Regions from separate parts of the Homo sapiens genome. Here region 1 is linked to region 2. Evidence: chromatin loops called from intact Hi-C (ENCODE). Cell type or tissue: Caco-2. All regions are shown on one strand. Links, peaks and the distances in the headings refer to the core of each region. The heading gives the core; the rest is flanking DNA.

What was found. A loop is a pair of places that touch in the nucleus more often than their neighbours do. Peaks named below come from ENCODE experiments on the same cell type or tissue, not always from the same donor. Only the 100,000 strongest peaks of a DNase experiment are listed, where the experiment ranks them.
Region 1: it touches region 2 in a loop (7-fold over the local background); 1 of 110 quality-filtered maps calls a loop at or near these places.

Annotation. Positions count from the first base shown.
Region 1 is chr1:190,099,374-190,107,769 of GRCh38, forward strand. The region is part of intron 7 of BRINP3 (BMP/retinoic acid inducible neural specific 3); the gene reads right to left. Among named protein-coding and RNA genes, the nearest start is that of LINC01701, 330 kb to the left of the region's middle. In Caco-2, for the core only: no CTCF peak of the experiment used is centred there; no DNase peak of the experiment used is centred there.
Region 2 is chr1:190,175,497-190,183,892 of GRCh38, forward strand. All of the region lies in intron 6 of BRINP3 (BMP/retinoic acid inducible neural specific 3), which reads right to left. Among named protein-coding and RNA genes, the nearest start is that of BRINP3, 300 kb to the right of the region's middle. In Caco-2, for the core only: no CTCF peak of the experiment used is centred there; a DNase peak (open chromatin) is centred at 4,605.

The DNA.
Region 1 (8,396 bases), core at 55-8,054, 76 kb before region 2:
AGAGCTATACTTGGTCTGAACTGCAATACATTTCTAAATATGTGATATCTTCTAAAGACATTGCATGCTATCTCATTAGTGCACATGGAAGACCATTGTAAATAAAAATGGGTCATTATTGTTTTGAAATAAGAAGAAGAAAGGTAAGTGATTTTATCATAAAATATCTGTAGGAGAATTAGAGCATATACATGGTGATTGTTCATTCATTTACTCTTAGCTTTATAAACCACTAGTGTTGCAGGAAGGATGAATAGAAAGTAAAAGAAAAATGAAAGAAAAACAGCTCTAAATTGTCAATCAGTGTATTTAGATGCTAGGGTTGTCATCAACATTGAAAGAACAAGTACCCACTCAAAGAAATATTAAAACATGTTTATTCTTACAGGCTGCTCAAGAAAATAGTTGAAAATATCTCATTAAAATCAACAAGCTCCTTCAATAAGGGGTAAGTGTGTTAGTTTAATGTGTTTGATTTGAGTCATTAACATTTTTTTTCTCATCAGGTTAATCATGATTCCTTTTTCAAATCTCACTTTTCTGATTTTCTCGCATTATTTAAACTATTTTGGTGTCTTAAAACCAGTAAAATAATGAGGGAAGAGCAATGGCCTTGTAATAACACAATTCCTTGTTTTCAGTTTGTTGCTTTCTCATACTGCATGTATGATCATGGGAAAAGTTGCACAGCCTCTATAACACACAGTTCTCTCATATGAAAAATGGGAATAGTAATATCGTCCATGTTGAGATTTTGTGAGAAATAAATTAAGGTCAAACTCTATGCATGTACTTAGAATATTGCAAAGTGTCTGTTTCACAGTAGATACACAACAATTCCATTTTTGGTATTCTTATGCTTTTTTGGTGTTCACATTTAATACATTTTGGATTTCCTGCAAAATATATATGCTGTACTCAATCCTTTAAATATCTACTTACTGTTTTTCATAGTGCATTTTTCTGCTTAAGATTTTGTATTACTGTGTATTTACTTATTTATATTGTTTTTCTCATTACATATAATACCCATTTGCCAAAATCTTGTATGTTTTCTTTCATAGCTACATAACCTGTGCCCAGTAGAATGCCAGGAGATAACAAGCCTTTAATATTTATTGAATATTGAATAAAATGCATGGATTAGCCAAAGGAACATTTTCTTAAGAAGGGTATTTTTAAGTGAATTTTAAACCCTAAACTGAATATTTAATACACTTGGAAAATCCTAGCTCTGAAGTAGCAGGTAGTAAAGTAATACAACACTTTATTTGACATTTGCACAATTAAAAACACGCAAAAGCCTTTCTTGTCCAGCTTCTGTAAATGCAACTGTGTCGTATATACTCAGAATAAAAGAAAAAAATAAATCAAATCTAAGCCAACCATAAAACATTTTCCTTTTAATTATTTCTTATACTGAAAATCACTGATTGAAATTTTAAACCTATTAGATTCATGGTTTGAATATGTCCCCCAAAGTTCATGTGCTGGGAACTTGATTGTTAATGCAGTGATATTGTGAGGTGGTATCTAATGGAATATGATGTGTCCTTGGAGAAATGCCCTCATGAACAGATTAATGCCCTTATCTTGGGAGTTAGTTTCTTATAATTGGGCAAGTTTGGCTCCTTTTTGCTCTCTGTCTTGCCCTCTCTTTGCTCTTCCACCATGAGATGATGCAGCAAAAAGGCCCTCACCAGATGCCAGTCTTTTGATCTTGACTTTCCAGACTCCAGAAACCTGAACCAATACATTTCTGTTCATTATAATTACCGAGTCTGTGATATTCTCTTACAGCAGCATGAAGTGGACTAAGATAATTTATTTCTGAATTTCTCCAGATACTTTTAAGATAAATTCTCTCAAAAATTCTCCCAAAAGTATGCCCAGTGTGTTGTGAAATAACAAAAATGTGAGGCTATTTGGCACTTCATAAACATTACATCAATATATGAGTGTCTCTGCTACTCTTGCTGTGGTTCCTTGTTTTCTCACCACAGAATATATGTGCAAAAAGCTTCCTATTGCTGGTTTATAAAATAGCTTGATTAATCATTTCTGTATTCAGTCTTACAATGCAGATGTTAATACTACAGATTCATCATTTACAGTTACTGACATGTTTATGCCATTTCATTCTTTTTCTCAATCACATTCTTTCCTCCTTTATGCCTTCCTTTTTCTTTCTTCCTTTTTCATTGCTACCTTTCTCTTTCTCTGTCCTCTCCTGTTTTTGCTTCTTTATTCAGTTCTCATTTATGTATATCTAATATAAACTACATAAAATATACATCCTATCCAGATGAAAATTATATTTTCTTCCCTGAAACCAAAGAATTAATTCCTTGAGCCAACTCATCTCCCACTGTAAGCTCTAATCATGTTTCCAAATCATAAGAAGAAAACAAAAAATGAAATTAATAGACCTAAGGCAAAGATAGAGCTCACAAAAGTAGGGCACTGTAGAAAGAATCATTTGGACACTTTAGAAAAGCAAGAACTTTTTTCAGCTTTCTGTCTTTTCCAATCCTTTGCATGTCTGGCAAATACATTATGGAAGGAAAGCGTTTCGGCTGTTGGATTTCAGCTTCTTGGGTTTCAGCTCTCATGTATGAATACTGATAATTCAGCATACTGCCAAAGCTCTGGTACCCTGGGACTAAGGAGATAGTATGTAGATTTTCTTACTTGCTCCTTTGCGTCCTTTTTCCTCTAGCACCTACCTTTTGACTATTTTGCTACATTCTACAAGGAGGAAATAGATTTTTCAAGAAAGAAGAAATTTAGTTACCTGTCTTTTCTTTACTCCTTGTGTAATCTTAGTGAAAGCAGCAGTCAAAAATAAAGACTAAGCAAATTGCAGAATTGTATAATGAATTTTTCACATAGGTGGTTCCCCCACCCAACAAGGTAAAATTTAGTTCCCCTTACTTTATCTTAAAACTGTAAAAGAATTTTGGAGACAAATGTCCTAACAATTCAAAATTAGTTTGTATCAAGTGTATTTCCACTTTGTTTCTTTTTATGCTTAAGTATTAACACAAATAAAAGAAGCCACATTTTATTCATGTATACACATTGGTTAGACACACTATTTACGGTCTACTTGGGCTAAGAATTGTGACCACATGGGTGGCAAGTAGGTCTTCTGTTGTTTTTTATCAAACAGGTGGCAATATCCCTGACATCTGCTTAATAATACTTCAGTAAACATTCTAAATAAAAGAAGGAAAAAAGGAAGGGAGAAAGAAGACAGAGAGAAACTAAGGAAAGGGAGGGGATAAATACATTATAGTGAAGGAACTACAGATTATGGAGGAACAGAAGAAGGAAACTAGAATGCAAACTTTAAAAAAGCAATTGACATGATAAATACCATGATTTCGACCAATTCAAGGATATAGAGAATCTTTATCTATAAGGAAGAGTTTAAGTTTTGAAAATAATTCCTCAAAAATCTTTTAGGTGAAAGAATTATGAGCAGAAAAATATCTTCCGGAGTTCACTTAAAATTTAACTGGAAAAATTAATCATTAGCTAAAAGGCCATTAATGTTTATACCACTGAGAAATCATGTGACATACTAGTTTGAAATGTTTAGACAGCTGTTTCTTCTAGTCATCTTTGTTCAACCTATAATATTTTCCATTTATTTAAGATTTGCTCTTCTCCACAGGATACACATTATACATGTGTCAAAAGAGGACTAGAGTAGGAGTGTGAATATCTGACTTTACAGCCATACTTTACCCTGTGCCCTGTGACGAGTTACTTAGCTTCTTTAACCTTCAGCAGAAGCTTTGGAATTCAAGCAAATATTTGTTCAAATTATGATTCTGCATGACTGTGGACTATCGATAGTTTTCTGAGTCCCAATGTGTTAAACTGTGATTTCACTTGCTGATCTGTTGCCAGGATGAAAGGATATAACAGGTAAAACCCACCTACGACAGAGTCTTACACTGGGTAAATGCTCATAATGAAACAACATGAATTAAATGTTTGACTATACATTTTTTTTGTTTTAAAGAAAATCAACTTAAGATATGATTATTTCTCTCATTAAAGATGTTAGGTATGATTGGTGAACCAAGTTCCTGGGCCCCATCCCAGACATAAGAATTTCTAGGAGTAGGATTCAGGAATCTCATGTTAAAATATGCAGTCCCAGAGAACTATTACGTATACACAGAGGTTGCAAGGTCCATTATGTATGTAAATCAACAACCCAAAACTGTTATTAGGGATTCCTTAAATACCAGCTAACCATCAATATGGAGGAATATGTCTACAAGAAGGTAAGGAAAAGTTGAAAGTTCTGTAGAGAAGAGGACAACAGCAGATGGCTTTTAATTTATATGCATTTTGGGGCTCCGTGGCAACTATGTACAATAAAATTTATAAACTGTAGTAGAAATTTTACACATAAGAAGAATAAGCCACACACTAAAGCCTGTCATAATACATCACTTCTGTTCTGGTCCAGTAATATTAACTGTTTGGTGAACATCTCTCATTCTGGGGCCAGTCACTTTTTTTTTTTTTAATTTCATCTCCTTTCAGTAGTTTGTAAATGCTAATCCCATTTTAAAATTTGAATACAATTGAACCTTATCAATTTTAATGACTTAGTTACATATCTATTAAGCATTAGAATGAAGACAAACTCAGAGGAAAAAATCTAAATATTATTTTTTAAATATGTGTTGAAAGTTTTGTTTCACAGAATAATGGAGTGAGGGAGGGGGCAGATGGAAGCACTTAACAACCTCAGGGAAAACAGTCATTTATTGCCATAGCAGGACAACATCAAAGATACAATAACTTTTATTTGTGATGTAACATTTAGGTTCTTGAGTGACAATACACTATATTAGCTTGAGACCATTTTCTTAGGAGCCAGACTGTCCACTTTGAATCCTGTTCATTTACTTCACCTGGAAAATAGGAATTAAATATAGGGTTGTGCTAAGAATTAAAGCACAGTTGCAGGTAAAGCATTTAAAAGAATGCCTGTGCACAGAATAAACAGGAAATAAATGTAAACTCTTATTCCTATTATGAATGTTATTCCTACTATCATCTTTTAAAGAAATATTGTAGGCATTTTCTTTATTATAGCCACTTTTTTTTTCTCAGAAGATGGAACATTTCGTTTTCTCTTCAACAATTCATGCACTCACGCATAGTATTACACTATATACCTGTGTTTCACCTTTTTAAAAATAGATGCCATTTTAATAACATGATCAAGACTATATTGAAATATACTTGTATGACTTCTTTGTGATCCTTTTGAAACCCTCAAAAATATGGAAAACAATATTGCTCAAATTCAGGACAGACATTCTAGATGTGTAACGCTTTTCACTGAAGTATTAGAACATATGTTGATAGAAAAACAATTACCTCGTCTCATGGTTAAATCTGCTCTGAGCAGTAATAATCTTATTTCAAAGGTCCCTTATTCCAACCTTCTAATCCTTTATTGCTCTCCAAATCTGTGCAATGTGGATACAAACTTTAAAACCTAAACTATATAATTTCAGAATCTTTTTGAAGTTAAAGATTAGCACTTTTTTATGGTTAGGCTATTTTATTTCAGCCTTCATAGATTTGTTATTCTCAGACATGAATACTTTAAATATAAATTTGGAATTAGGCATCCACAGCCATTTAAGCAAGCATAAGCTGATTATTAGCTCAGTCACAGACAGATAAAACCAAATAAAATTCTGTCACTGTCTCTCCAGACTCTTGCTCTGGCCATCTCAGTTTTGGCAGCGTTGCCTAGGGCTGATGTTGACACTCCTGACACACAACAGTTTCACTCTTGGAAATACTTTTGCACTCTGAGAAAGGGAAATGTCACTTTCAAAGATCCCTCAACTTTGAGTCTCTCAAGAAAGTACACACACACACATACACACACACACACTTTAATTTATTAACCTAAATTCAATTATCTACTAATAATTTTGGCTTGCAAGAAGGCAATGAATAAGTGTGTGAAGCAGTTGAATGTGTAAGTTATATTTTAAAGATAATATTAGCTGATGTTAACATTCATTGAGCTTTTCTCATGTGCACAGTTATATTACAAGGATTATTTCATTTTCACAACTCTCACTACTCCCTGATATAAGTATGCTTGTTATCCTAACATAAATAAACACACAAGTTTTAAGAAGTTTAAATAACTAGAACCTGTCCAAGATCTAGCAGCTAGTGAGTGTCAGAGCTAAAGGTTTACCCCTGGTCTCTATTTCTCCAGAATCACAGCTTCTTATCGTCATGAACTGATGTAATTCAAATAATTTATTATTTAATCTGGTTAAGTGGTGTACACAGAAAAATGTGCTTACTTCTCAAAGAGCTATAGAAATTTTCTGTCCACATCTATGCAGCATAATATAGTTCAAAAAAATCAATAGATAAATCTCTCTTCCACTTATAATATAAAATATAAAAAGAAACACATCAACTTTTAAAGTGAGAAACATGAGTCACACAAAGATAAACACAATTACTTTTCTGGAAGTAAAAAAATTACCAAAAATAACTATATTTTAAAAATTAGCGTACACATGCGATTTTCTATCAAAGATTACTGTCAATTGAAATATATTTTTCACTAAATCATATATATTAAAATAAAAAGGTTTAAAAAGTATTATTATAGGCAAGTTCATGCTGTTAAGTGATTAGTGTGATTGAGGAATATGGATACATGCAACTATTCTGCAAATAGGAGCCATCAGGCCTCTCCTATGTTCTTTTATAACATCTTGGTATTCACCCCCCCATAATATTCATTACACCAGGTCACTGTTATCAAACCAGCTACATAATTTGTATTCTGTGAGATAAAACAATTATATACATACACATATATATAATGAAAATGATTTTATATATATAACATATGTTTATTTCATAATTTTATTATCATAAAGTACCTAAGTCAGTTTACAGTGTTTATGTTTAAATCTTTGCATTGCAACCTTCAAAACCTTTATTGCTCTTAAAATCTCTGCATTATGAATTCAAATTTGAAAATCTAAACAATAAATTTTAAGGATTTTAAAAGTATAATATTATTTTTAAAAGGTCATTTCATTTCATCCTTCATAGATCTGTTCGTCTGTGACCCTAATATTTGAAACTAAATATAAATTTGTTATGAATAAATACATTAATTAACAACATAGAGAGGAAGCTAGAAAAGCAAGTGCAGACTTAAACTAGAAATGTTCTTGGTTGTAAAGGATTTTTAAAAACATATATTTATTTATTATTATTTTTTATTATACTTTAAGTTTTAGGGTACCTGTGCACAATGATTTAATACTTTTTTCTTACTACCCAGTGAGTGGTAGACATTTTAAAACCTGGACTTATTTTCATAATATCTGTTTTTCTTTAAAATATGTTTCATGACCAATTTCCCATTAGTTTAAAGACAAATCAATATATTTTTCTTGTTGAACATTGAAAACCTGAAAACAAATGAAATTGTATAATTTAAATAATTTAATGAAATTTTAGTGTGCTTCCAAAAGTGGTACAATTTAGCATCCCTTTAAACCAAATGTTTCTGGACTCACTACTTACTCTCTTTTTACAATCATCGTTGTTGTTCTCAATGCTGAATATCAGCTCATTCCTTTGTGTCACAATTAAAGCAAGAATTTGGTTTCTGAAAATCTTGAATGTAGTTTTTGTAAAATAGTTTTATTAGATTTGTATTGCCAAGCTAATCTACTTAAATTGATCAATTTCTGATTGGATGACATCCTAATACCTTTCATATAAAAATATAAATTATTTTGAAGCCTTTACATTCTGACAACATCTAGTTGTCATTACTCAATAAGATATTTTCTTCGAAGCCTTTACATTCTGACAACATCTAGCTGTCATTACTCAATAACATATTTTCCACACTTAAAAATCTGTCCTTGTTACCCTCCTAAATATGTCATGTACAATTTCAACTACGTGGAATTTTCTTTTACAGAATCGAATGTCCTTTTTCCTCTGCTTAGCCAGTTTAAGATTTAAATTCAATTTTTCTTACCCTAAATGATCTTCCTTAACAATCTAACTTACAATGACTTACTTTTTTGGACAAGTGTGTTAATTATTATCTATATCACTTATTTGTAATTAAGCCCACTATAACAATATAGTGTTGTATAATAGATTCTTATCTTGTGATTTCAACTAAAATATACCATTCCTGATAGTATCTGTGTTTGTCTATATGTTAGCTTTCCTAATTGGAGTATGATCTCCTAAGAAAGAAGAAAATGTATATTGTTACACTAGAATCCCTAGAGTCCAAGAAAGTGCTTTTTCTCCCAACCCCTCCAAACAAAATTGCTAGATCA
Region 2 (8,396 bases), core at 315-8,314:
TTTCCAGGAATGTTGTGTTTATTTATATTGGAGCCCATACAAACGTTAGACCTTAGCCAGAAATGCTGCTGCTTCTCTGTACAAGCATAAACAGTCAATAGGTTTGGAAATGATTCTTAATATATTAAAAACTAAAACTTTATGTTACTGTATATTAAAAAAGAATTAATTACTATATAGGTTTTACTCCTTATAGGACATGAAAAGCATAACAAACAGAAATCTGTCTCCTATCTATCTATGTATCACCTATCTATCTATCGTATATCAACATCTGTCACATTTCTTGTGACTTTCAGGAGATGCTACATTTTGCTGCAGTAACAAAACACCCCTTAGGTGATTAAAACAATTTATTTCTTTCTCACATCACATGCCTTAGTGGATCAGTGTTGAGCTCTGCAGGATCTTGAATCATGGAGGCTCTATATTCTAACTTCATGCCCTGGAACATAAGGCCCTCCTGGTTTTCACAGCTTGGGAAGAGACAGTAACATGTGTTTTTGTTTTGTTTTGTTTTACTGCCTCAGCCTGTAAATGATGCCCTTTACTTGTATTCACCCTTTATTTTTCAGAACTTAACACGTTGCACCATATAACAACAAGAAAGCTAGAAAACAATAAAAGAGTATAATACTTTGTAGGCATTCTGTTTCACCATGATGATATCAAATATTCCTTTCCTCTCATTGTTGCACATAAAGAACATACTCCACACTTCCCTAGGAAAGATGACCCAACTGTACCATAACTGTATCAACTGCAAAGGCCAAGTTTGTTGAGAGATGTGGGCTAGTATGTTAATCAATTTCAGTTATGGCTCCCATTGGTCTGCAAGTTGATTAGAATACAAAGTTTAAAAGATGAGTTATTTGCCTCCAATACCAATATTAATGTTGGAGGAATAGAATAACCACAACAAACATAACCCTTTGTAAAGGACACAAATGGGAGATACGAAGTCACTATTAGTAGCCATCCTGAAACCCTATGTGACAGGTACATGAAAAGTACCTTGGAAGTGGATTTAACCAAAATTTGTAATTAATTTAACAGTCAAAAACACTTGGAAGTAGTTTTACTTTCTGGGAGGTTCTTTTTAATCATGGCCCTTTACTAATAACCCCACTTCCAGTTATTTTGCAGATATAGTTCCTGGATCTGCTACATTTCTTTACCTTTTTTTCATCTCTGCTTCTCTTAAACCTGAAGGGACGGGCTACGTTAAAGCTGTCAAGGTTTTAAATGAAGACCACACCCTTATTGTGATCCTTTGCAGAACATGTGTCCCTTAGGCTTTCTCATTCTTACTTTTGCTGCTTGGGGTCAAGAAGCAGTTAGCTCTTTTAACTCTGGAGAAATGAAATCTCTGACTTTGTTTCATGTACCAAAGAGAGCTCATCTGCTTCTTTTAACACATGGCCAAACACAGCCATTAGTCATCAACCCAAAACACAAAGGCTTTGCTTCTTAACCTCTTTCTATGGAGCTAAAATTGCATGGGGCAAATGGCCTCCCTTGCAAGTAATTGCAGATGACTGTATTACCACAGGATAACATGAGCTGACATATTTTTTTGCTACATCTCCAATTGACTACTAGGCCAAAATCTTCATGGTTTTGTTTGTTGGTTTGTCATGGAAGCACCCACTTCTTTTTTTTTTTTTTTTTTTTTTTTTTTTTTGAGACAGAGTCTCACTCTGTCACCCAGGCTGGAGTGCAGTGGCGCGGTCTCCACTCACTGCAAACTCTGCCTCCCAGATTTACGCCATTCTCCTGCCTCAGTCTCCTGAGTAGCTGGGACTACAGGCGCCCATTACCATGCCTGGATAATTTTTTTTTTTTTTTTTTTTTTGTATTTTTAGTAGAGACGGGGTTTCACCGTGTTAGCCAGGATGGTCTCGATCTCCTGACCTTGTGATCCACCCGCCTCGGCCTCCCAAAGTGCTAGGATTACAGGCGTGAGGCACCACGCCCGGCCCGGGAGCACCTACTTCTAGCACAATTTCTGTAATAGTCAGGAAAGAAAAGGTTACGTAGTGATAACAAATCTAAATGCATTATTTAAACAAATAAGGTAAAATAGTTTACCAAATTATTGAAAAAAAGAAAGAGCATGTATTGTTAGCAAACTCTACAATCCGATATTTACAATACCAATACCCCATAAGCTCTAAAAACAGAACCAAAATTTATAATTAATTTGACAATCAAGGCTAATTTTACCTAAGTTCTCTTGGGAATAAATCTTTCCTAATGCATTATGATGCAATCTCAAACAAATTGGAATGTTATTTCACACGCACTGCAGTTGGCCCTTCTTAACTGTGTTCCACAACTGTGGATTTAACCAGCTACAGGTGGAAAATAGAAAATTTAAAAAATGGTTGCATCTGTACTGTACATGTACAAACTTTTTTCTTGTCATTATTCCTATACAATAGAGTATAACAATTATTTACATAGCATTAGGTTGTATTAAGTATTATAAATAATCTAGAGATGATTTAAAGCTTATAAGAGGATTTGTGTCAGATATATGCAAATATTATGCCATTTTATATAAGAGACTTAAGCATCCATGTATTTTGGTACCTTTCAGGGTCCTGGAACCCCTGGATACCAAGAGACTGTATTTGTATCATATTTTCATTCTAAAAGATGAAATATTATAAATTATGTAACACATTTTTCCCAAGGGTTTTGTACGTAGTACTATGGACCTATAATTTCTAAATCGTGTAGAAAGATAGGATATCATAGATGACTGCTTTGGTACACAATATGTTTCTCTGGATTTATTATATTTATATTTTTAACTCATCTCCCTTTCAATATATGTTGATTTTTCTTTCTGAATATTAGTTTATGTTGTTATTATTGTTAGTGTTATAAACATTTGCAGTTTAAATATACTTAACCAGTGCAATTGTTTTTGTATAAGCTGGTTGTAATGCCACACACAAATAAATGCACCTTTTTGCCAGTCAAAACTTCAATGTTTTATTACTGTATAGGATCTAGAAGAGTAGAGAAAGCTATCTAAGAAATTAGGTAAAAATGTTGATGCTAAAAACCTGAATACTGGTTCTATGTATTTATTGTTTGCTGATGAAGATTAATCACATCTCAGAGCATACATGACTGTTTTGCCAGCAGAGTGATAGAAATTGAATTCCATTTTTCTTACAGCCTCTACTCATCACTTACATAAGTACCTATAAATATACAGGCAACCACTATAGAGATGAAAGGAAACAGACTTGCTAAAAAAGAAATATTTAAAAAATTGGGTGAGTTAAATGATAAAACAATATCTCAGTAATGAAAAAAGTCAAGAGAAATTGAAGAACTATAAGGGAGGTAATGCATTTAAATTCAGTAGGTTTTATTTTATACAGAATTATTTGAAATATTTCCATGAATGAAATTTGATTATCAGCTTGGTAGAAATAACAATATATTCTAAACTGAGCAGACATCAGTAGAATTAGATAACGCCTACCTTTCTCCTTTCTTTTATTACAATGTCAGCATAATATTTAAAACGTCTCAGCAAACTCTTTCCTTCATAACTTTAATAAGTAGATTTGCCAGGTGCAGCACTAGCAGGAGGCCCTTAATATATTTAAGTTGGAAAATGAGGCAATTATATTTCAAAGTTCTGATTGGCTACATTTTAATTTTAGAACTATGAGATGAACTGATTTAGCTAGTGGCTTTCTGGAGAAATCTCCCACATCTGCACCTGTTCATTTTATTAAAATAGAAACACCTTGCCAGGGGTGAGAAAAAGATATTGGTCACAGAAGCAATGACAGCTTGGTCCCTCTGCTTTTACTATTGATTACATTTCTTGACAGTCACATGGGAAGTTAATTACTAGTAGGCAATTAACACTCTTGAAAAATAATGAAGAAAACATAATTATATTGAGAACCCCAAAAGACTGTTTGTAATCTTAAATGTGATATTCCCAAGTCTCTTTTTATAGTTTTGTCAACCGAGGTCTTGACTTTCCATTTTTTCTACACTGTTTTGTCAACCCAGTGTCTGTCCCTAACAAAAAGCAGTAATTATTAATGCTCTATTTTATTATTTTAAATTATTAAAATGAATACTGAATTTTCAGCAGTCTAATTAAAATTCTCCAAGGAGTCTCTCAATGAAAACAAGATAAAATTTGCTTTGCATATAAAGTGAATAGTCTTTCCAGTAAAATGCATCTGCTGTGGGAAATAGTTAGGACAATTTATCTACTATCAGCTTGTGATCTGTTAAATTTATTTTTTCCCCTTTCTCCATTATGGGGTAGTGGCTCAATGAACAGACTCTCAAGCTGAGCCATTTAGGCTTTAGTCTCTGCACTATCACTCAGCAACCATCTGACCTTAAAGATAGTTCTTTGTCCTATCTGTGACATAGTTTCCTTTTCTGTAAAGTGGAATAATGTTGGGTTTGTACTACTCATTTTACTGGAATGAGTTCACGTGGTATTCCTGGTAAATAATGTGTCAGCCCTCCTTTTCCCTAATCTTTACTGCTGTGGTGTCATAAGAAGGGTTGATGCCGTTTGTTTTTTCTTCTGCAAATAACCCAACATGCCTTTGACCTGGGGACAGGAGAAAATAATTGTTCTGCACACAAAAGGGAAAGAGCACGTGCCTGCTGCCTACTTCAAAGGATCTAATGGGCCTAAATCCTAATTTCACCTGTTTGGTATATTAATGAACTCTCTCTAGGAACCAGATAACCCCATGTGTCTCACATTTTACATTACAGTTTCACAACCTAGAGGTGTATCCAAATTCAGAATCTTTATTCCTCCTTCAAATGTGCACTTCTATAGATATAGCTGTTACTGTCTTTCTGGCACTTTGGGGTTTAAGCATGAAACTGAGTGTGAGCTACAACTATGTGGACTTAGTGTGGTGAAAAGAAGTTTTAGTATCCTTTTAGATCAGAAAAGTTCATTCCCAATATAGGGAAAAAATGCTGTAGATATAATACTTATGATATATTTTTAGGATAATAAGTAAGACGTTTTACAGGAATATGAAGAAATTGAGGGAAGCTATGTACTCTCACAAGTAATAAAGTAGCCACCTAAGAAGGTTTGTGATGTTTAAATGAATTGATAAATAAATTGCTTAACAAGTCACTCATTATTAGCTACTCAAAATTATAGTACCAACAAATTCTAACTCCAATGGATTTTTCAAAGACTTTAGAAGTCAGTGTGTTAGCCATAGTATTTAAATATTAAAAAAACTTTATATAACACGTCATTATTTGGTGCTAAGCTGTCTTTATTTAACATTTTATTTTAAAATAACAACAATTCCTAGGAAGTTACAAAAAAAGTACAGACATAATCCTCTGTACCTTTCATCCAGGTTCTACTAATGATTGTATTTTACATCAGTAAAGCACAATATCAGAAACAGGAAATTAATAGGCATAATTTATGTGTATAGTTATATACCAGTCAAGATCAGTACTATTCTATCACTACAAAGATATGCTCAGTTCCACCTCTTTGCAGTTACAACAATCCCTCCACTTCCAACTGTACCTAACCCCTGGCAAACACTACCCAATCGTTTTTATCTTCATAACTTTTTAATTTTGAAAGTGTAATACACATGAAATCAGACAATACATGGTTTTCTCTAATTGGCTTTTTTCTTTACTTATCATAATGCCCTCACGATACATCAAAGTTATTGTCTGTACCAGTATACATTCAAAATGTTCATTCTTGTTATTGATGAATATAAATTTATGGTATGTGCAATACACTTTGTGTAATAATTTACATAATGAGGAACATTTTGGTTGTTTCTAGTTTTTGACTACCGTAAATAAAATAAACCATTTCCATTTCATGTAATTTTAGATATGTTAAGGCTTGAGTCTGCCATTTTATTTTTTTCTCTTGTCATTCCTTGTTTTTGCTTTCCGTTTTCTTTTTGTCCTGCTTTTCTATGCATAAAATTTTCTTAAAATTTTACTTGATTTACCTGTAGTATTTTAGAATGTATCCCTTTGTATGTATTTGTTTTAAATGGCTGTTTGAGGTTTTACACTATGCGTACAAAACTTATCATGGTGGACTAGTGTAGGTATTTTACCAGTTTGAATAAATTGTAGAAAACTTACCTCCCCTTTAAGTTCCTTTACTCTCATTCATTTATAATGTAATTACCTTAAATATTCCCTCTACATGTATTGAGGATCATTCTAGACCATATTATAATGTTTTCTTTGGCCACCAAACGTAATTTAGAAAACACAAGATGAAAATGAAAGTTGATTTTATTTACCCATTTTTGTTTTTTTAACCTTCTGTTATTTCTTTCTGTTTAGGGAACTTTGCTAGCCATTAATTTAGGGAGGTCTTTAGTGACAAAATTATCTTAGTTTTCCTTCATTGGAAACCTACTAAAATCCATTCAATTTCAGAAGATTTTTGCTTGATATTGAATCATAGTTAGCATTTTCTATTAGCACTTGAAAAATGTCACTTCCTTCTCATCCTCATAGTATTTGATCAAAATTATTAAAATTATTTTCTACCTATAGGTAAATGTTGGTTCTCCCTTGTTTACAAGATTTATTTTCTTTGTATTTTCAAATATTATACTGTTGTGTGTCTTGGTGTGGATTTCTTTGTGTTTATCCTATTTAGGATTCTTTCAACTTCATAAACTTTAGGTTTATGTATTTATTTGCCAAATTTTGAAAATTCTCTGCTATTGTGTCTTTGACTAATTTTTAGCCTCTTCATTTTCCTCTTCTTGCAGGCTTCTGATGACAAGAAAGTTGGATCTTTTGTTAGAGTACTGCAGGTTCCCCAGGCTCTATTTATTTTCTTTCAGAATATTTTCTCACTGCTGTTCAGATTGAATAATTTCTATTGTTCCACCTTCCAGTTAAATATTTCTTTCCTTGTCTTATTAATTCTTCTGTTGAGCTTATCCTTTGTTCTGTTTTAGTTACAATTTTTACTTTTACCATCTCAATTTGGCATTTATTTTATAACATGTATTTCTTTGTTGACTGCTTGATTTTAAAAAAATTAACCTTGTCCACAGCAGGTATGGCCTTTGTGTTCAGCTCAGCGAGGTAATCTCTGGCTTGCATGATAGTAGTGTTTTTCCTTTGTTGGAAGATTTGAGTTATTCAAAATAGTCTACAGAGTTATTTATGCAAGAGGCTAGGCACATCAGATAATATTTAGCATGAGGAAAACCCTTACCAGAAAGACAAACAATGTGATGTAGCGTGGGAGCTTTGGTTCACACAGTATCCATTGACCTGGAGACTAAGATCAATCATATGGACAGTAAAATAATCAATTACGCCTTTGTGAGGGATACACTTCTTCCTTTGGCTGACTTTAAAATGTATCAATTTCTTGTAATTACTTATAACTGTAAGTGAAATAACCTTCAGTGATGTCTGTGGGTCCTTCAAGTAAATTATCAAAATTGAGGGGGGTTTTGGAAAACTCCTTAAGTTGCAGTTGGTGTCATAAATGAGCGTAGAAGTACACTGTGAGAACTGTTACCTGTGACTTAGCAATCAGTCTAACTTGTCACATTGAGACTTTGCATTTTTTCTTTATTTTCAAGCATGTTCATAATTTTCAAGGAAGCATGTTTTTGATGGCTCTTTTTCAATCTCTGTCAGATAATTCTAGCAACTGTATTACCTTCTCATTGGCATCTTTTGATGCTCTTTTCTCAGTTGAGATGTTTTGGTATTTCATGTAAGTAATTTCAATTTAATTTTAAATTGAAATTTGGGAATTTAAATTTTAAGTTTAAAAAAATTAAATTTGGGAATTTAAAATTCCCAAATTTTAGGTATTATTTGGGAACTACTAGGTCTTATTTAAATGTGTTTTTGTAACTCATGTCTGACTCTGCTCAAAGGGGGAATAAAGATAATGACAGATTAAAGGCAGGTTAGCATTGAAGTTTTAAGTTCCAAATTTGTCTTCCATTGAAACACCTGGGGAACAGAGCTTCTCATTACAGCTGGGAAGGATGGGTGTTAGGTCAGTTTTCCCATGAGGTTTTTGCTGATACCATCCTGATAATGGGGGATGGATGCCTCATTAATGCTCTGCAGATATCTCCACTGATACTGCTGGGGTTTGAGCTTGTGAGAAAAGTCCTGACTTTCTGACTTTCCAGTAGAAGTTCTTTGTCACAGTGTAGATGGCTGTAATCATTACCACTCGGTGGGGATGAAAGTCCAGGCTCCCCACTTGGCTTTCTATCATACCACCACAATAGGGTGGTTTGGAGCACTTCAGGATAGCCTGATAAAGGCAGAAACCCAGACTCCCTACTTGACCTTTAATGACAGGAGTAGGTTAGGGCTGC